Linked DNA regions of Homo sapiens: region 1 is linked to region 2. The links are chromatin loops, found by intact Hi-C in ENCODE. Cell type or tissue: PC-3. All regions are shown on one strand. Links, peaks and the distances in the headings refer to the core of each region. The heading gives the core; the rest is flanking DNA. Region 1 holds the start of LINC02537 (long intergenic non-protein coding RNA 2537). Region 2 overlaps LINC01512 (long intergenic non-protein coding RNA 1512).

The links. A loop is a pair of places that touch in the nucleus more often than their neighbours do. Peaks named below come from ENCODE experiments on the same cell type or tissue, not always from the same donor. Only the 100,000 strongest peaks of a DNase experiment are listed, where the experiment ranks them.
Region 1: a loop joins it to region 2, with 2.9 times the contacts of the local background. A loop is called at or near these places in 5 of 110 quality-filtered maps.

Annotation. Positions count from the first base shown.
Region 1 is chr6:43,842,084-43,852,479 of GRCh38, reverse strand. It overlaps LINC02537 (long intergenic non-protein coding RNA 2537), which reads left to right and starts at 147. Exons shown (of 4, transcript NR_149142.1): 1 at 147-303; 2 at 2,276-2,384; 3 at 3,548-3,719; 4 at 6,658-7,604. LOC105375070 (a long non-coding RNA gene) reads right to left here. Exons shown (of 3, transcript XR_007059588.1): 2 at 9,847-9,969. RefSeq lists enhancers at 1-490, 491-1,137, 1,138-1,784. In PC-3, for the core only: no CTCF peak of the experiment used is centred there; a DNase peak (open chromatin) is centred at 5,769.
Region 2 is chr6:43,921,880-43,932,275 of GRCh38, reverse strand. The region is part of intron 1 of LINC01512 (long intergenic non-protein coding RNA 1512); the gene reads right to left. Among named protein-coding and RNA genes, the nearest start is that of LINC01512, 36 kb to the right of the region's middle. RefSeq lists enhancers at 5,989-6,722, 7,747-7,806. In PC-3, for the core only: CTCF peaks have their summits at 4,531 and 4,738; DNase peaks (open chromatin) are centred at 4,365, 4,845 and 8,715; H3K27ac peaks cover 1,293 bases.

The sequences.
Region 1 (10,396 bases), core at 1,362-9,361, 79 kb after region 2:
ATGTCCTGCCCATGGAGGCCAGAGAGCTGTGTCCACAAAAGGACAGGGTGTGACCAGCCAGAGTTGCCGGAGTTTTGGCAACTTGTGTCTTCCATAATAGAGCTGGGGCATTGATGGAAATGGAGGGTGCTAGAACCTTGTGACTTTGGCCAGGCACCAATCATCTGCCTCCTTCTGTGCCTGCCTGGCTGCCCCTACCCTGGGGCTCCCTCCTAGCCCCCACCTCACCTACTGGCTCACTGAGACAGAGCCAAACATGAAAGGGAAGGTGACGGCCTGGCCATAGGGCCCAGGAAAATGCAGGTATCATTAACAGCCTGGAGCACTGTGGCCTGTCCACTCTCAACCCTCTGCTGCCCACCCCTTCCTGGAATAGACCCCAGGCCACATACAGAGGGGGCAAGCCCAAGGTATGATACCAGCAGGGCCAAGTGGACTGTCCAGATGGGTAACGGGGGCCTGCCTTCCTCTGGCCTCCACATAGGGGCCGCAGGTGTTCACATGGTTGGAAATGGGAGGGCCAATGCTGTTCATAGGCCGCTGTCTGGTCCACAGGACTCAACTGGCCCTCCGAACGCTATCCCACTTTCCAGCCAGGATTGAAGGAGATCCCATCTTGGGTCTAAAGGAATGGGGGTGAAGACTGCATCTTGTCGTTCCAGTTCCACCCCATTCTGGCATGGGAAGCATGTGTGGGCTTCTACTCTATGGGAGATTCATAGCCTCAATCCTTAAGGAATTCTCAATCTGAAAGGAAAACACAAACCCTGACCTCAGGGAGCTCCCAGTTTGACAGTGGAGACAGAGAGGCCCTGCATCAAGTAGAAAAACAACCCCCACTGCTCTCAAGCACACAGCAATGAAGATATGTATCCTTGGTGCTACAGGCAAGTAAGTAGGAAAGACTGAATGGAGTAGACAGAGAAGTCTAATCCAGGTGGCCTCCTTGGAGGAGATGATACTCCTGTCTGCAGGAAGACCACCCCACATACACACCCGTTCACTGGCCCTGCGACCACCCCAGCCCCAGGAATGCTCAGGGCCCAGACCATTTCCCTCTCTCTGCCCAGTGCCCGGTAATCCTGAGGCCTGTACTCCTTCCCCCTGGGGAGTTGAGGATGGGTGGGGGACGGAACGGGCCTCCCAGGCATTCCTCCTGCATTCCTGGGGCCATGCCCTCCTTCCTCCCGGCCTCAGCCTGGCCATAAACTATTTCAGGCTTGCAAAATCTGGTCTGCTGCTCTCTTGCTCATAGCCCCCAGCGAGGCGGAGGCGTGGGTCCAGGCCAGAAAACCCGTAGCACCCACAGAGTCCAGAGGGTTCTGGTCAACTAGGACAGAGGAAACTGGGTGACCTCTTGGGCAAATGAACATACAGGGGCTGGGGAGCAGAGAGGATGGGGACTGGCCCCTCCACAGGGCAGCAGCCACAGGGCCCCACTTCCCAGAGAATGTACCCTGGGAAAAGGGAGAAAGGACTGGGAAGACAGGCCAGCTCATGTTTGGGGGTCCAGCAGTGGGCTGAGGGTGTTCAGACAGATTACTTCATATGAGACTCACCTCCCTCCTGACACGAGGCCCCCATGCCCAGGTTCATGTTATCATCCCCACTTTACAGATGAGAAAATTAAGCCTTCGACCAAAGCTCTTTTTGGGGCTTATGTAACGCCTCGCCACTCTGCCCATATGAAGTGCAGGGACTGGAGTCTGGCCTTTTGCCTCTCTACACCAGCCCCCACTCTGCAGCCTACCCCAAATGTCAATAAATGGCAGTGTTCTTTCTCTGTCAGCCCCACCTGCACAGCCTGCCCTAGACACCCAGTGCCCAGAGCCTCCACAGTACTCGTTCACCCTCTCCTCCTAGGATTCCCCTCCAAGTCCCCACACCCTGCCTCCCAAATGAGCTTCTACCTTCCTCCCCACTGCCACCTCCCTGGTCACAAGCTACTGTGTTCACACTCCCACTCTCCTCAGTGCCGTGGGGGCTTCCCTGATTCTGCTCTGGGAGTTCCTTGGAGAGGACTCTTAATTCTCATCCCTAGCTTCTCCTCCCCTGGGGTGAGCTTCCAGAGTCAGCGCCAGTGGGACCTGGGTGAGGGGATCCCTCCCACCCCCCAGGCAACTGGGGCCCAGAAGAAAGGGCCTGAAGCCACCTGAGCCAGGGTCTAGGGGCCAGGTCTGACACCTTTCTGTTTCACCAGGGTCTGGAATGGAGAGGGCACATCAGAGAGGCGACCAGCAAATGAATGAATGAATCCCACCATTCTGTGTTTTAGATGCTGACGATACGACAGTGAATACAACATGAAAAAACAAGCACACTTCTCACCCCTATGGAGCTTTATTCTGGTCAGGCAGAAGGAGAAGGAAATGTAAACATGCAAGGTCAGGTACTGCTGTGAAGCAAAATAAAGCTGTGGGTACTGTGCGAAGGATAGGCTGTGTGTGTGTGTGTCTGTGTGCGTGTGTGTGTGTGTGTTGTGCATATTAAGTCAAAAAATGAATCTGGATGATCCTGGGCCAGGTCTGACCCCAGCATTGCCACTGACTGTATAATCTCAAGCAAGTCATGCCTCCCCTCTGGGCCTCACTTTCCTCATCTGTAAAGTGAGACCGTGGACTGAAAGGCCATTGTGATCTGGCCTCAGTCTTGACCCTCCAGGATCTAACACATTTTGCCTCTGTGAATTTAATGGGGGGAATTATAGGCAGCTTAGAAGCAGTTCTGAAGGAGAACCTCTCTGCTCCAGCAATTCCCTGAGGTTCCAATTTTTCTGTTGATGTCACATAATGTGCATAGATTTGCATACTAGGCCCCCAAACTCCCAGGGAAGGCACGTCTCAAAAATGTCAACGATTAGCACAAATGACTTGACTTATATTCAGGCCTCTTCCCAGAGCAAGGGGAGGAAGTTGAGGTCACCTCCAGCTACAAAGAAAGCAGAATTCTTTGCCCTGAAGAGGCAGAGAGAGGAGCCCTGCTTCTTCTCCTCTCCCTGGTGCCCTCCAGCCCATTCCCTCATCTCTGCTCAGACACCCCTGGCTGGACTCCCCAACAAATGCCCAGGGGGACCTCCTAAAGACCTACTCCGAGTCACTTGATGACTTTGCCTAAGCCCCTAACAGGAGCTGCGTGACCCTGCCCTGCCCTGTTAGTGTCCAGAGCAGCAGCTTTCAGGGTTTACAGAAGCCTGGGGGATCCAGAGCACCTCCAACTCCAGTCCCGCCACCTCAGCCCATGCCAGGCCAATCCTAGAGGCTCCAACCTCTAATACCTCCCAAGGTCGGTAAACATTGCCACTTCCCCTCACAATGGCCGCCTGGTCAGGATTTGCAAATCACACACTCACATACATACTAACACATACACACGGAGGGGCTTGTGCATGCTTTCACACACACAGCATACTCACTCATGCACACACAAACACACACTGAGGTGCACTGAAGACTCCCACCCAGGACAAATGATCTGTGGGGAAAAGGAAATTAATGTTCATAGGGTGCTTTACTTATGCCCATCTCGTCTAATCCTCTCCACACCCTAGGAGCAACTTTTTGGCACTCCCATTTTGCAGAAGAGGAAACAGCCTGCCTAGGTCTGCTGATTCCTGTCCTGGTGAGCTCACTGCCCCATACTCCCACCCTTGTACACAAATGGAGGTGCTCTTACAGAAGTTCTGAGCCTGATTCTGCTGCTGCTTCTCCAGCTAACCTTAGGTACAACTCTCCCCCTCCCAAGGCCTCAGTTTCCTCATCTAGGTAATGGGAATCCTAATGCCTTTCTTTTCTCTGCATAGGCTTAAACCAGATGGCCCATGACAAGCCCTTCCAATTCCCGTGTCCCAGAGATGCCAAATTTGAGCCCCAGTCACCCACCATGAACCTGCCACCTATTCCAGGAACCTGGCCAGGAAGCCCAGGATGGGCTTCTTACCTTGTCTTCCCATTGGGGTGGGTCTCAGAGGAGGCCAAGCTGGGCAGAGCTCTCTCTCTCATTGGCCCTCAGGTACCACCCCCATTAGTGCTGACTTACAGCTTTGCACTGCTGCTGACATCAGCACCCATCTGTCTGTTGTGGTAAGAGAGGCCTCCTAGGGAAACAGGTTTGCTAAATCTCAGCCAGGAAGGACCTCCCAGCTGGGCTGTTGGGGCAAGTTTGGTAAATACCCTCAACAGGCACCTTTGGAAGCAGGAGCGGGTGATCAGAAAGCAATGCCTCCCCCAAGCAACCCTCTCACCTCCCTAGCCACCCCCAACCATGATCAAATTCCTATCCCTGGCTTTGGACTTTCCAGCTGGTTCCCTGAGCTACTCAGCCCATCATCCCAATAACCAGCTTCCTACAACGTCCATCTCCTATACCACCATCCCCCCAACCACTGCTGTCACCATCCTCTGTCACCTCCAATCATCAAAACCCCATCCGCCCCCACCTTCCTCCTCCTTCTTCATTCTCATCCCTACCATGAGCAGCACTCATCCATTCCAACTCAAAAGGTCACTATCTAATCCACGATCTATCTTACTTCCTGCCTAAATTCTTTATGGAGCAATAAACTTCCACTGGAATGATACCCAGACCACAAATCTGGGACCCAGTGACAGTTCCAGGAGGCCATGGTGCACCGTCTGTGGCTCAGTTGGTTTCCAATGGGGTCTATTCATATGGCATCTGTAAACACTCACATGATGCAGATGCTTCCCTTACTTAATACCCATCTGGCCCAGGGTGGGCTGAGGGTGGCCCAGCTGGATGCAGCACTATCCCTAATCTCTCAGAGCAAGCAGCAAGCAGCAAGCAGCATACCTGGCTTGTTTAAACACACACTTTGCCAGATGCTGAAGAACAACTAAAAGTGATCACAGTAGATCTGCTACCCTGATCAATCTTGCCTGTCTAAAGCTCAGATAAGTCTGTATAGGACTCTGTTTCCAAATCTGTCATTTCTGATGGTACATATGCTGGACTTTTCCTTGCAGGGCAAGCTAAAGTCAATGGAGTTCACACCCCAAGCAAGAGAAGAGCTTGCCCTAGCCTTCATCCAGCCTCATGTGTCTGCGATTTGGCTAGAAATTGTTCAGGGGAATCTTAATTAGCATTCACCTGTGGTGTTGTGTTAAAAAAACAAAAAAACAAAAAACACCTCACTTCAGGTTCCAAAGTCTGAGTTGGAGTAAAAAGATTGTTGGAATCCAGGATCCACCATACAACTGCTAAGCCTGTTTCTTCATCTGTAAAATGAGAATGACAATGTCTACCTCATAGGATAGGTTTGAGGGTAGAGTGTGTTAAAGAACTCTTAAGGACCTTTTGTCAGACCCAGCTTGACCACAAGATTGAGCTGAATCTGAATAAACATTCTAGAACACTGCCAGAAAAGCTACATTTACTATCTCGTCTGACCTATGTAATTTGCAGAGTTCTTTTTACATGGGTTACTTCCAAAATCAAAATTAACGTTATTACTGATGCTCAGTTAAAACAGCGTAGTAACTTCTGATTATTTCTCTCATGAAACTACCTATTTAGTTTTATACAGTCATGTACCGCATAATGATGTTTCAGCCAACGATAAACTGCACATATAACGGTGGTCCCGTAAGATGATAATGGAGCTGAAAAATTCCTAGCGCCTAGTGACATTGTAGTGCAATGCATTACTCATGTTTGTGGTGATGCTGGTATAAACAAACCTACTGCATTACCAGCCACATAAAAGTACAGCATATACAGTGATGTACAGTACATAATACTTGATAATGATCGTAAACCACTATGATACTGGTTTATGTATTTACTATACTTTTTATTGTTATTTTAGAGTATACTCCTTACACTTTTATGTTAACTGTAAAACAGCCTCAGGCAGGCCCGTCAGAAGGTATCCGGAAGAAGGCATTGTTGTCATAGGAGATGACAGCTCCATGCCTGTTACTGCCCCTGAAGACCTTCCAGTGCAGAAGATGTGGAGGTGGAAGGCAGTGGATGTTAATGATCCTGACCTCAAATAGGCCTAGGCTACCGTATATGTTTGTGTCTTCGTTTTTCACAAAAAAAAATTTAAATTTAAAAACAGAAAACAGCTTATAGAATAAGGACGTAAAAAAGAAAATATTTTTGTAGAGCTGTACCATGCGTTTGTGTTTTAAGCTGTGTTCACAAAAGAGTCAAAAAGTTTTTAAGATTTTTTTAAGTTTATAGGGTAAAAAAGCTGTATTAAGCTATGGTTAATTTATTACTGAAAAAAGAAATGTTTAAAATAAATGTAGTGTAGCCTAAATGCACAGTGTTTATAGGGTCTACAGTAGTGCACAGCAATGTCCCAGACCTACACACTCACACACTCACTCACTGACGTACCCAAAGCAACTTCCAGTCCTGCAAGCTCCATTCATGGTAAGTGCTCTCTATAGGTGTACCATTTTTTATCATTCATACCGTATTTGTACTGTACCTTTTCTATATTTACATATGTTTTGTATGTTAGACATACAAATACTTACCACTGTGTTACAATTGCCTCCAGTATTCAGTAGAGTAACACACTGTATGTGTTCATAGCCTAGGTGTATAGCAGGCTAGACCATCTAGGTATGTGTAAGTGTACTCTATGATGTTTCACATGACGAAATTGCTCAACAATGCATTTCTCAGGATGTGTCCCCATCGTTAGGTGATGCATGACTCTACTCTGACATCCTCTCCAGCTTTCATCTGTTTTTATTTTTATGATGTGCTGAAGACAGGACATTGTATCTGCTCTTCCCTCTGTAAGTCTTGCCATGCCCTTTGGCCAAAGGCAACTCAAATATGGACTTCCTACTGTCACCATCAAGGTCACTATGATCTAAGTGTTTTTTAGGGCTTGTGCAGAGAAGGAAGAAGATGCCCCCTGCCTTCTCTGCTCCCCATCATGTAGGAAAGAAGACACAGGCTGAGCCCCGGGAGGAGAGATCAAAGCTTTGGATCTGAAAGAGTGGTTCCAGCCCAGCAGCATGAACATGGCCTGGGAATGTGTTAGACATGCAGGTTCTCAGGCCCCACCCCACACCTGCTGGATCAAAAACTCTGATTTCTGCACTTGAGCATACATCACTCAAGTTTGAGAACCACTGCATTAGAGAACAGAAACCCTCAACCATAGCATGCAGGAACAGCGAAGCCATGAAGACACATCCAGGTCTGAGGAAGTCATTTTAGCCTGGAAAGGAAAAGAAGGAGGGCATCATCGGCATAGGCCTGGGAGCCCCCCACACTCAGCACTCCTGAAAGCGCACAGACAGGGAGGTCTGGGGTCTGGAAAAACAACAGGAATCTTGGGAATTATAAGGCTGAGAAGGAGGTGGGGAGGAGGCAACGTGCCTGGCTGCTGCTCAGTCCTCCTCACTGGCAGGGGGTCCCAGCAGCCTTGTTCCCCAGGCCCATGCTGAATTTGCTAGTGATGCTGGCATTCCCAGCTGTGGTTCGGCACCAAGGTCCAGTGACCCCCCTAGACCCAGCCCAGGGCCATTTCCCTAATAGAGACCTAACCAGAGGGCCAGAGTTTGGGGTGCTGACGCATTGACTATGTAAGGGCCCCGACCCACTACCCCATCCACTGTCCTCCCTGCCCCCTCCCCATGTGCCTGGGGCTTTCCCAGGAGTTGGAGCCACACTGAAGGGACATAGAAGCCACAATTCTTGCCCTCAGAGAGCCCAGCAAGCTGCTGGGGAGATGGATACTGAAGACCACCAGTTCCCAAGTCCTAAACCATGTGCCAGACATCGTGCTGAGCTCTTTGTGAACATTATAGGATTAAATGAGACAGTCACCCTGAAACAGATACAAACCCAGAGCAGAGAAGGGTCAGCACAGGAGGAATCTAACTGGCAAGGTGTACCACGGGCACCTGAGAGCCGGGCAGTCAAGAAGTTTCCCAAAGGGAAGGAGGCCCATTGCTGACTTGGAGACAGAGAATATGGAGGCAACAAGTTCATCTCTGTCTCTATCTCTCTGTCTCTTCCTCTCTCTGTCTCTACCTCTCTGTCTCTTTCTTTCTATCCTTCCTTCTTCCCATACAATAGACCACTCCATAAATGGGCAACCTCTCCTATGCCAGACTATGATCCTGTTGTTAAACCCCTATTGAGGCCAGGCATGGTGGCTCATGGCTGCAATCCCAGCACTTTGGGAGGCCGAGGCGGGAGGATCACCAGAGGTCAGGAGTTCGAGATCAGCCTCGCCAACATGGTGAAACCATCAATAAAGAGAAACAACCTACTGATACATGCCACAACATAGATGAATCTCAAAAGCACCATTCTAATGAAAGAAGCCAAACAGAAGAGACTATACATTGTATACTTCTATCTATAAAGACTTTCTGGAAAAGGCAAAATTACACAGAAAAAAAGCAGATAGATTAGTAGCTGCCTGAGACTGGTAGCCGTGGTAGGGATTGACGACAAACGGTATGAGGAGAACGTGCTTAGGGTAACAGAAGTGTTCTAAAACTAGATTATGCTGATGGTTGCACAACTGTATAAATTTACTTAAATCATGAAATGTGTGCCTAAAATGAGGATATGTTCTGGTATGTCAATTTTACCTTCATAAAGAGGCACTGACAATGAAAAAAGAAGATGGCTGATGGAAGGCTAGCTAGCTAGACATGTGAAAAAGTGATTATAACAAGATGTGGATGATGTGATTATATTATATGTTTGGTGATGATATGGGTGATCACTGTAAAATTTTTTTCAACTTTTCTGTAGAAGTTTTCATGCTAAAATGTTGGGGAAATGTTAGGAAGCTCAAAGCAGGAAAGAGATCAAAGGATCTATGGTTTAGAAAGGTAATTTTGGCCACCAGGATATTAAAGTGAAACCACTGACAATGGTGTTGGTGAGGACGTGAAGAAGCTGGGACTGTCATATGCTGCTGCTACAACCACTTTGGAAAACTCGCAGTGTCTATGACACAGTAATTTCACTCCTAGGTATTTAGTAGAAACGTGTACACTTGCACACCACAAGGCAAAGATAAGAATGTTACAGCAGCATTATCCATCACAGCCCTAAGCAAGCAACAACCCAAAGATTATCAGTAGAATGGATTAAGAATTGCATAGTCATACAATGGGACACTATACCACAATGAGAATAAGTGAACCGCACACATGACATGGGTGAATTTCAAAATGGTGAGCCAGAGAAACCAGAAACAATCAAGTTCATCCAATGTGATTCCATTTATACAACGTTCCAAAGTCAGGCCACACTAACTGTCAGGAATAGAAGGCAGAAGAATGCCTGCCTTTGATGGGAGTGACAACTGGGAGGGGACACCAGGCAAGGGTTACAGGAAGCTGGCAAAGCTATATTTCTTGATCTAGATGATGTGTTGCAGGTAAAAGATCACTGCAATATTTACTTATGATTTGTGCAGTTTTCTCAGTGTGTTTTTTAATTAGAGGGAAAAAAAAGTTTACTAAACAATTGGGGGAAGACAGAAACCTGGCCGGGCACAGTGACTCCTGCCTATAATCCCAGTATTTTGGGAGGCCAAGGCAGGAGGATCACTTGAGCTCAGGCGTTCAAGACAAGCCTAAGCAACATAGGGAGATCCTGTCTCTACAAAAAAAAAAAAAGAAAATTTAATTAGCTAGGTGTGGCCGTACATCCCTGTAGTCCTGGTTTTTGGGGGGGCTGAGGTGGGGAGGGTTGTTTGAGCCCAGAAGGTTGAGGCTGCAGTGAGCCATGATCGTGCCACCGTACTCCAGCCTGGGCAACAGAGTGAGACCCTGTCTCAAAAAAGAGAGGAGAAAAGAAACCTATTTGACCTTCACTCAAGGACACCCTCACCTTAAACCTGACCTCTGAGGGGCTTCTGGAGATGCAGCGAGTTTGCTTCCGCCCCTCTGAGCAGCCTGGGACAGTCTTCGGCTACACATCCAGCGTAGGCAAAGTCCTTGGCATTTGTCAGATCTGCAAGGTCAGAGGAGAGGAAAGAGGCATTGGAGCCTTTGATGCAGGATAGCCCACAGAGCCCGCAAAAGTCCTAGAAAGTTTGGCTGCCACCCTAAATCAGAATGAATCACAAAGGATCATTCCAGCCCGGTCCTGCATGAGATCAGGGGTGAGCAAGCTGCGGGTGAACAGAAGTTAAGAATTGGTGAGACACATCAGGCCTGCTCTCCTGCTCAAAGCTGCCGCCTTCAAACAGTCCTCTCTGCCTTGTTATAGTTGTCTAAAAAGGCTTTACTAAAAATCCACTAAAATTAACTCAGTAGGAACTCTTTTTGTAAAAAGAATACTCATCCTTTTGATATATTTTGTGTTGGTGAGGTTTCCATTTTCAGATGACAGGGCCTCTTAATACAGAGTCTACCTTTTTTTTTTTTTTTTTTTTAAT
Region 2 (10,396 bases), core at 1,699-9,698:
GGATTTGGGATTCAAGGACTGGTCTCACCACAGTTTTAGCCACATGACCCCAGGCAGGTTGCTTGATCTCTCTGAACCTCATTTTTCTCTTCCCCTTAGGGTGGAGTCTCCGGGAGGATGGCTGTGGAAGAACTGCCAATTCCAAGGGCCTGGTCAGGCAGAGGCATTCTTACTATTCCAAAACAAGGAAAGGGTAAAACCAAGATGTCAAAGGCCCCGCTGGTGTGGAAGCAAATTTCTGCCTCCACCAGCTGGATGGCTGCTACCCCTGTACAGGTTCCTAACACTGGAACAGGGATCAACCCAAGTGCTTGGGGCTCACCATGTCCTCCTCCCCAGCCAGGACAGCAAGTGGAAGACACAGGCGAGCTGAAAGAGGCTCACTGTGTGCCCAGCCCTAACCCCCTGCCTCATTGGCACCAGGCACCCAGGACTCCTCAGAACTCAGAGCCAGGGTTTGGGCAGCCTCCTCGTAGTGCTCCTTGAATAGGATTTATAGGACTTGCACCAGGAGCTTTGGGCCATTCCAGGGGACATTGCTTTGGGGGAAAAAAGGACCCAATATGGGTATCTAGAACTTGAAGCATGTCGTCAGAGATCGGAGCTCCAGGGAATTGGAAAATTATGCTTCAGAGGTTCCCAAGGGAATGATGGCCTGAATCCCACTCCTCCCCCAAAATAAAGCTCCTTTGACCTCTTTCGTATTTTGGGCTCCACTTAGTACCTAATTGAATGAAAGATTTTACTGCTAAAAAGCAACCGAGAAGTTCACTGATGGAGTTCAACTCTCTTATTTCACAAACGAAGAGACTGGGCTTCAGAGAGGACTGGCGAATGCAGTGGCTCAGAGATCAGAGCAGAGCTAGAGTTAGGCTCCTGGCCAAGTGCTTGCTCTTCCAACCTCGCCTGTCTACAGCCATTCCCCAGTGGGTCACCAAAGCTGGTGTCATAAAGATTCTGTCAAAATCACCTAGGCAGCTTGTCAGAATTTGAAACTTGGTCATCTGGATTCTTTGTAAGTTCCCCGGGTGATTCTAATCCATACCTGGGACTGGGAACCAGTGCTCTGGGCCAAGAAGGATGCTCCCAAATCGCTAACATAGAACCACATGCCTGGAGTGTGACCTTGGGTGGATTACTTTTCTCTGTATCTCAATTTCCTCATTAGCTAGAGAATAACAAGAGTGCCTGGTACTCAGCATTGCTGTAATGTCAAATGAGTTGGCCTATGACTGGCACAGGCCTCATCTTCTACACTGTGCCACTCTGCTCCTTCCTCACTGTGCTCCAGCCACAGCAGCTCTCTGGCTGTCCTTGAACTCAGCAAGCACGTTCCTGTCCCAAGGCTTTTGCAATTACTATTCCCTCTGCCTGTCATTTTTGTCCTCCAAATAGTCCTATGCCCCCTCCCATGTCTCCTTCAGGGGCCTGCCCAAATGTCACTGAATCAGAGGCTTTCCGCTCTCCACCCTTTCTCTTCACTTACTTTTTACCACCTCACCTATTTTCTTTTCTTCTCTGTTTTGTTGTTTTGTTGTTGTTGTTGTTGTTGTTGAGACAGGGCCTCCCTCTGTCGCCCAGGCTGAAGTGCAGTGGCACGAACATGGCTCACTCCTCCCTCAACCTCCCGAGCTTAAGCGATCCTTCCACCTCAGCCTCCTGAGTAGCTGAGATGACAGGTGTGTGCCACCATGCCCAGCTAATTTCTTGATTTTTTGTAGGGATGGGGTCTCCCTATGTTGCCCAGGCTGGCATTGAACTCCTAGACTCAAGCCATCCTCGCACCTCGGCCTGCCTATTTTCTGTGTACTCACTTCTTGGTTTATTGTCTGTGTCTCCCACTAAAATGGGAGCTCCCTGAGTGCAGGGACTTTGCCTTGCTTACTGCCATATCCTCAGCACCTAGAAAAGTGCCTGGCACTCAATAAATATTATTGATTGAATGAATGAGAAGAAAGTACTTAAGTTGTGCCAGGTACAAAGTAGGCATCTACTATATGCAGTTATTATTGTCATTCACATTTTCACCTACATTGGGATGTGGTAAAGGCCAAATATGGGGCACAGCTCCACCCCTAAGGGTGGTGGAAGAAGGAAAGGTGTACCTCACAGGCTATAGGAGGCCCACATGAGCTGTGTGACCTCAGGTAGCTGTGTCCATATCCCTGAGTCCCGGTCTCCTGTTCCATCCAATGGGACAGCCATGCTTGTTCTGTGTCTCGCCATTGCTGAGAAGGGTATTCAGGCAGCCATGTCTCTGCTGTTATTTTGGCTCTTAACTCAGAGGCAGATGGGACTCAAGGACGGATACCTGAGTGAGGTCACAACTTAGGGATCTAATGTCACCCTGACACGAGAGCAAAGTGGTCACCTCCTTAGTGATGCAGACACAAGGACAGCCCCCTCACCAACAGGGGACATGCTGAGAGCTCCTGACACGTGAAAACATGCCTCACATGGCTCCCTCTCTGCCACCTCCTCACACTCAGCTTCTGTTGATTGTACTGAGGCAGCTGGGAGATCGCTGTCGGCAAGGTGCAGGCCCTGCTGGGCTAAAACACACAAGGCAGCCCCCAGTGCCACCGTCAGCCCAGCTCTGGCAGTCTGTCCACCCTGGAGGCCAACTTGCACTGGGAGCTGGCTTCTGGGATATTCTCCCAACCCACCCAAGGGCCAGGGACTTCCATGGAGCCTATAAGTGCCTTCAGGGTGGTATACGAAGCTGATAGGTCTGGTCCTTCCCTTCCCAGCCTGCTCATCCCTGCCCCCTCCCCTCACTACATGTATTCAGATGACACAAATGAATAAGTGAATGAATGGATGAGCAACTTTTCCAGACTTCACCCCAAGCCCTAGGCCTCAGGCTACATCTGCCTCTTGCTTGCTGTAGGAAAAGGCAGCAGTTCAACACAGAAGATGTTTGTGAGGGTTTGACTATGGGATGCTCAGTTCCTCCCCAGGGAGCTCATGGACTCCGGGGGACATGGCACATAAGGACTTGCTGGGCTAGAGCTTGCTCATGTTGGAAGGCACAGAAGAGCTGCCTGGAGAAGGGGTTCTGGGAGGAGGGGATACTAATACTAAAGCAAGGTTCCTAGGCTGCATCTTTTAGTTTTTTCTTTTTGTTTTGTTTTTTGTTGTTGTTTTTTGTTTTTCGTTTTTTTGAGACGGAGTTTTGCTCATGTTGCCCTCCATGTGCAATGGCGCGATCTCGGCTCACTGCAACCTCCACCTCCCGGGTTCAAGCGATTCTCCTGCCTCAGCCTCCTGAGTAGCTGGGATTGCAGGAGCCCACCACCACACTCGGCTAGTTTTTGTATTTTTAGTAGAGACGTGGTTTCACCATGTTGGTCAGGCTGGTCTCAAACTCCTGATCTCAAGTGATCCACCAGCCTTGGCCTCCCAAAGTGCTGGGATTACAGGTGTGAGCCACCGTGCCCGGCCCCTAAGACTGAACCTAAGTTGGCCAGGTGAACAAGGGGAAGGGCAGTCCGGGCAATGGGAACAGCTCGCTCAAAGGTGTGGAGGTATGAAATAGCCTGGGGTTTGCTGGAAAGGACCAATGATTCAGGGTAGCTTGGGCTGCAAGTAGAAGGAAGTGGCTGGAGAAAAAAGCACGGCCCAGGCTTGGGGAGCCTGTGGAGCCTACTAGGCCCTGGGACTTTTGGACAGGGGTGCCTTTGATGGGGTTCAAGCAGGGGAAGAGTGTGATCAGCCACAATTTTTAGCAAGGTCCTGTGGCTGCAAAGGAGCAAAGAGATCTGAGGGGCCAAGACTGGAGGTCTCTACAGTAGTCCAAGGGAGTAATGCTGGGGTCTGAGCGAAGGCAGTGCTAGTCGGGATTCCCTCCCGATCGCCTCTGCCTCTCCTTGCTTGTTGAGAATACCTACTTCTCTCCATCAGTTTGGTCCAGTCCCTCAGTCAACAGAATGTAGGTGTGAGGAGGTGGTGATGGGGATGAAAGTGAGGCCCAGAGAGAAGATTTGGGGGCCCCAGAGCAGCTGAGGGCCACAGTTCAAAAGGCAGCTGCAATATCTCTCCACTAGAGCCAGGTCTTACCCAAAGAAAGCTTCCTACAAGGCAATTGCCTCAGTTCTGTGCTTTTCCTTTCAAGAGAGAACTGAGTTCATTGAACTTAAGGGCAAATCTATATCCTTGTCCTTTCTTTGCAGAGATAATAAAGTTAATGGGATTATTTCCTGTGTACAAGAATAGGGCTGCTAAGAAAACATTGTCAAGTAAATGCTGTTTGCAAAGGCTAAACTGAAAGGCCAAATCTTCCACCAGGAGGAAGTAAAGGGTGTGTCTACACGGGCTCACGGGGAGCAGTGCCACCAGTGACTTGATTTGCCTGAGACTGACTTCCCCTCTGCTTCACCGGGCTCTGATTCATGCAGATGGCTAGAGGGCAGGGTTGCCAGGCCCATTTCCCTGGTCTCCAAGGTACCAGGTGAGCTGGCTAGTTGGTTAGTCTTTGGAAAAACAGAGTTCACCTTAGACTAAGAGAAGGCCCCAGCTGAACTTTAAAGATTGTCTGGATAACTTTCCTCCTTGTAAATGGAGAAACTGAGGATGCGGAGGGGGAGCTGGTCTCAGGTCACATGACCAGTTGTAGCAAGGCCTGGTGGGGAAGTAGAGACACAGAGATGGAAAATAACTTGCCTGGGTCATATAGCCAGCAGTTGGGTTGTAGGGGGGAAGCTGAGGCCCAGAGAGGAGAAATGGCTTGCCAGGCTCCTACAGCCTCCCAGTGGCAAAGTTTGGGATGGAACCAGGTCTTCAACTCCTAGGAGACAGCTTGCTCTGTCATCAGCCCAAGCTCCCATCCTCCCCTACTACAGAGACGGCTCAGGGAATCACTCAGGTGTATTCCTGTTTGCCGAGTCTCAATCATCCCTGACTGTGTCGCCACACCTCGAGCCCAGCAACCCTTTTAGATCTTATCAGTCCAGCCCCTATGAGGGCTCCTCACGTGGACCATCCTCAAACAGCATCCGTGTGCACAGGTGCACCAGGTGGGTGGAGCTGAGGGACATTCCAGCAGAGGGTAGACAATGGCTGGGTTAAGAGGGCTATCTTCTTTTCACACCTCCTGATTTCCTTGAGTTTGTAAATCATTATCCCAGGCTACACAAAGCAGGTATTGAGTAGGCCTTGTTGCTGTCCCTAGACACAGTAGACAGAGGCCACTCCGAGTGGCTCCTAGTGGCGGGGGGCAGCTCCCGGGCCCTCTGTCCCCCTTCCCGGCACTGGGATTGGGTTACCCCATCTAATCCCTGCTCCTCCATCCACCCTCTTTGTGGCCATTGTAATTTATAATCGAGAGGCATGATGCAACCTGCTAATTACATTGCTTGATTTTGAACACATCCCGGCTTCTCTGACTCAGGCGGCAGAGGGAGGAGGGAGCAGCAGGCGCTGCTTTGTGGCTTATCAGGCTTGGGTTATTCCACTCACACCCTCTCATGCCTCCCCCCAACCCTCAGCCTTTGTTAACCAGGGCTTGCATCACCTCCTGCTTTCCATTTCCCCGGAATTTTTTTAACGGCTTTTTTTTTATGAGCTGCTCTGTCTTGTTAGCTAATGAATGATTGTGGAGCAGTGATGGGGATCGCTTTGTGCCTCTATTAAATGTTACATGATTGCAATTATGAGTTAACAAGGGACAGCTAATAAAAAAAATAATCTATTTTGAGGCCTGGGGCAGACATGAGACTCGCTGCCTGGTTCCCAAGCTGAATAAATCAGAGCCCCAAGGACCACAGGCTGGACGAGGAATCGACCGAGGAAAGGATGGACGTTTGCAGGTCCCCGGGAAGCGCGGCAGGCTGGAGGGCAACAGCTTCATCCCCAGGCCTCTTTTGAAGCCTTCCCACCTATGTGGAGTGTTTTAGGCTCCCAGAGGCAGGTGTCTGGACTATCACAGTTGCTTCTTATCAGCCCTTCCTGTGTCCACCATTGCCCTGCAACCCCTTCTCCACATCACAGTGGAGTGATCTTTTAAAGATAGAGCTGGTCAGGCCGGGCACGGTGGCTCACGCCTGTAATCCCAGCACTTTGGGAGACCGAGGCAGGTGGATCACCTGAGGTCGGGAGTCGAGACCAGCCTGACCAACATGGAGAAACCCCATCTGTACTAAAAATACAAAATGAGCCGGGTGTGGTGGCGCACGCCTTTAATCCCAGCTACTCAGGAAGCTGAGGCAGAAGAATCACTTGAACCCAGGAGGTGGAGGTTGTGGTGAGCCGAGATCGTGCCACTGCACTCTAGCCTGGGCAACAGAGTGAGACTCCATCTCAAAAAAAAAAAAAAAGAAGATAGAGCTGGTCATGCCACTATCCTGCTCAAACTCCCTCAGTGGCAGCCCAAGATCTCCCTTCAGCACTGGCTCCTCATTTCAACTTCATGCTTTCAATTAGCCTATTCCCACATCCTCACTGTCCTCACCAAAACTAGTTCAGAATGGGGTTAGGCCCTGGAAAACAAGTGACCCCAAGAATCAGGCAGATGAGGGCCTGAGCAGTAGAATGGTGATGAGCTGAGTGTGGAGGGCCTGCAGCTGTTGTCCCTTTCCTCAGACTTACTCAGCAGTGCCCAGGACCATCACACCCAGAAATGGAGTGACGCTGACCTCTTCGTCACTGATCCAAGGAGGCAAAAGACAGGCACCTGGCTTGGGATCTTCCCTGAAGGGTTGCTGTTGTGTGTCCCAAGGCTTTGCAGGTGCTGGGTATACAGGAGGTGCTTAATAGATACACAGGCCGGACGCAGTGGCTCACGCCTATAATCCCAGCACTTTGGGAGGCTGAGGCAGGCAGATCTCTTGAGCCCAGGAGTTCGAGACCAGCCTGGGCAGCACGGCAAAACCTCATCTCTACAAAAAATTAGCCAGGCATGGTGGTGCGAGCCTGTAGTCCCAGCTACTCGAGACGCTGAGGTGGGAGGATCACTTGGGCTACGGGAGGCAGAGGTTGCAGTAAGTCGAGATGGTGCCACTGCACTCCAGCCTGGGCGACAGAGCAAGACCCTGGATCAAGAAACAAATAAACAAATAAATAAATACACAATAATAAGAAGAAGCATGCATGATGTCCAAACAGTGGGTGCCACAACCCATCAAGAAGACCCCAACTCGTGCCCTGAAGACTGAGCCTGGACCTGTTAACACAGCACACGGTGTTAACCACAATCCCGGGACATGGCAGAGTTTGTGTATGGGGCGTCCGGTGGGCAGAGAAACAAGACTCCTGGGTCCTGGTGTAGGCAAGTCACATCCCCTCCCTGGGCCTTGGTTTCCCCACTTGGGCTTGCACTCCATTCCAGTTGAGCTTCTTACGCTTCTGCTTACAGCCACCCCCACTGACCCCCTGCCCCGCCGAGACTGTGAGCTCCTTCAGTAAAAGCTATCTTTTCTGGCTCGGCTTCTAGTAGGCACTCAGTAAATGGTGAATTAACGAGCAGCTAAAACTAAATGCTCTCCAGGCACCCACTCTGTGCCAGGCTTGTTACCAGGTGCTTCCTATATGTTACCAGGAATCCTCCCACCAACACTGCTGGGAGGACTTCTGAATCCCCATGTTACAGCTGAGGCAACTGAGGTTCAGAGAGCTTAGCAATGATGTGCCTTAGGATGGGGCTGGGATGAGCAGTCTATATGTGGGCTCTAAGCCAGAAGCTGAGTATAAGCTGAAGTCCTCCTTCCCGGGCTTCTCATGCTCTGGCAACAGCAGGCAGGTGACCACGGGGTGGGAGCCGGCCAGGGCGACCACAGGCTGGGCGACAGAAGGAACACCGTCTGAAGACACCACTGAAGAGCATCTTCAAACACTGCGGCTGCACTGCGGGCTCTGGGAAACCACAGCCGCCCACATCTCAGCAGTCTGGGCCAGCCCAGGGCAGGAGGCCGAGCTGGCAGAGGCAGGGCTGCGGAGGGGCATGCAGGCGGCAGGAAGTGGGGTGGGGGCAGGGCTGTGCCAATCACCCACAGAAAGCCTCAGCCAGTGGCAGAACCAGCTACATAATTTGTGGGGCCCTTGTTCAAAAACTGTTAAGAATTTCAAGACGGCAACAGCAGAGTGTTAAGCCAAGCACAGGGTCTTTCTAAGTGTGGGCCGTTCAGGTTTCGTGTCCATGAAGCCATTCTTGGCCAGGGTCATTTACCCAGCTCCCAGTTTAAGGGTTTGTGGCATGGCATTTGGGTAGTAGAAGGCGCCATACAAAAGGTCTGGCCCCCTCCCCGCCTGGGCAAGGCCCATGTAACCCATTGTGTGGAGCATGGCAGGGCTGGCAGAGGGGCTGCGCAGCAAGAAGGCTTGGGCTGTTCCCCTCTGTGTGGGAGTGTGGACAAGCCAGGCCTGGACACTGCTATGTTGGCAGGTGCTGGGTATACAGGGAGTGCTTAATAAATACACAATGATCCAAAGGGATGGCAGGCATTTGGGGTTTGGCCTGCCCGGTGACTCACACCCACCCGGCTGCCCAGGGACACTACGTGGTTGCTTCCATGGTGAGTATGTCGGGGAAGGGACCGGAGCCCTCCCAAAGGCATCCAGAGTCCCTGGCTGGGCCACTCCCAGACCTCAAACCTGCAAGAGAGCCCACGTCTGCAGGTACCCAGAACTAGGCAGGGAGCTGGGCCTCCAGAGGCGGGTACACCATCAGCAGAGAGGAGCTTGGAGCCTGCTGGGAGCCTGCATCCCCAGGCCAACTTTTGGCAGTGGGGATGACTGTACTCACTGACTCATGGCCCTCTCTGCCCCACACATGGCACTCTTAAGGGGCTGGGCCGAGCCTCAATTTAAGTCTTTCACTACAGTACCCAGCATAAGGCCCTGCATACAGTGGGCACTCGGGAAATACTGGTTGAGTGAATACATGTAATCATGAGAGAGCACCCACTCTGCTTTGCTTGTCCTAGGACTGACCCCGAGTTTGGGGGTCAAGGAAAGGAAGTGCAGTATGCTCCTGGTAAGCAAGGTAGCAAGACATGCTCCATCCACACAAGGGTTTGGGTGTGTGCAGTGTGGGACGTTTGTGTGTCTGAGTGTGGGAAGGTGCCTGGGGAATGTACATGTATAGGGTGACCTCATGGATAGGCGTACATGCGTATGTATCCACGTGCTCATGTATGTGTGCAGGCGCTTAGATAGATAGGACGTGCACGCATGTGGGTGGGGCAGGTACAGGAGATGTACACACACATGCATATTTGTGTGAGAGGTGCCCATTCCCACCAGGTATGTGCCATGTGCCTGCATGCACAGGGGCACATGTATGTGGGAGTGTGCCACAGATGCCCGGACATCCTCTGCTTCCTGGACTCCATCTCCCAGCTGGTTGCCCTGCCCCCTCCATGGGCCAGCCCTGCGCAGGCAGCGCTCGTGGCCTGGCCAGGGAGAGAGGAGAGTCGTGATGCTGGGAGTGCAGGCTGCCTTGTGAAGTCTGGACCTGCGCCTCACTCATAGTGTGTCCTTAGATGACTTATGCAGACTCACCACGCCTCAGTTTTGTTGTCTGTAAAAGGGGCTCATGACAGCACTCCTTTTATAAGGTATACAAAACAGTGCCTGGTACCTAGTAAGGACTCCAAAAGGTTGTTTGTTATTTTCTCTTGGCTGGGGGCTGCTGCTGCAACAGACACCAGGACGAGTACTGGAAGCAGTGCTGGAGCCTATGTCCATCCATCACCATAAACATGATGGACAAGTTCCAAACACCGGCTGCCCTAGCCAGGGAGGCAAGAAGGGGTGGGGAGGGGACACTGTGGCCCCAGTAGTTCCCCTCAGACTCCTCAGAGGGCACTGAGGAGCCTGCTGAGGAATCCCCAGATTTGGAACATACCTGTGGTGGGGCATGGCAAGGTGGGGGTATAAAGTCTCTCATGCCAGGCAGCTCTTTAAAAACAGTCCTCTTGGGACAGCGAAGCTGGGCCCCAGAGGCCACCCACTCACTGCAGGGACTGGCGGCCGCGCATGGCAAGGTAAATCACCCAAGACTGCCGTCTGGAATGTGATCACTGTGAAAGGTAACACGCATGTTACTGCTACATAAACACAGTTAAACTATTTACGATGGCCACAGCCTGGTGACCCCAGGAAGACCCTGCCATGTGGGAGTGGGTCGACCTGCCCCACCTCTGCTGTCTGCAAAGGTTAGGAGATCGATTTATTTTGGCAAGAGCCCGATCCTTGGCACCGTCCCACTGCCACCCAACCCAGGGGCCCAGTATTGGCCCAGGAGAAGCATCTTCTCACAGGCCAGAAAAATGTGTTTTGAACTTACGGTAAGGAGAAGAACAACGAAATCCCCTCTTTGTTTTATTTTGGCCCTTGTTCTTCGGCACAGTTTGCAGAGGACCCTTTTTTAAGTAAGCAGGAGTTTCTGTCACTACATCCC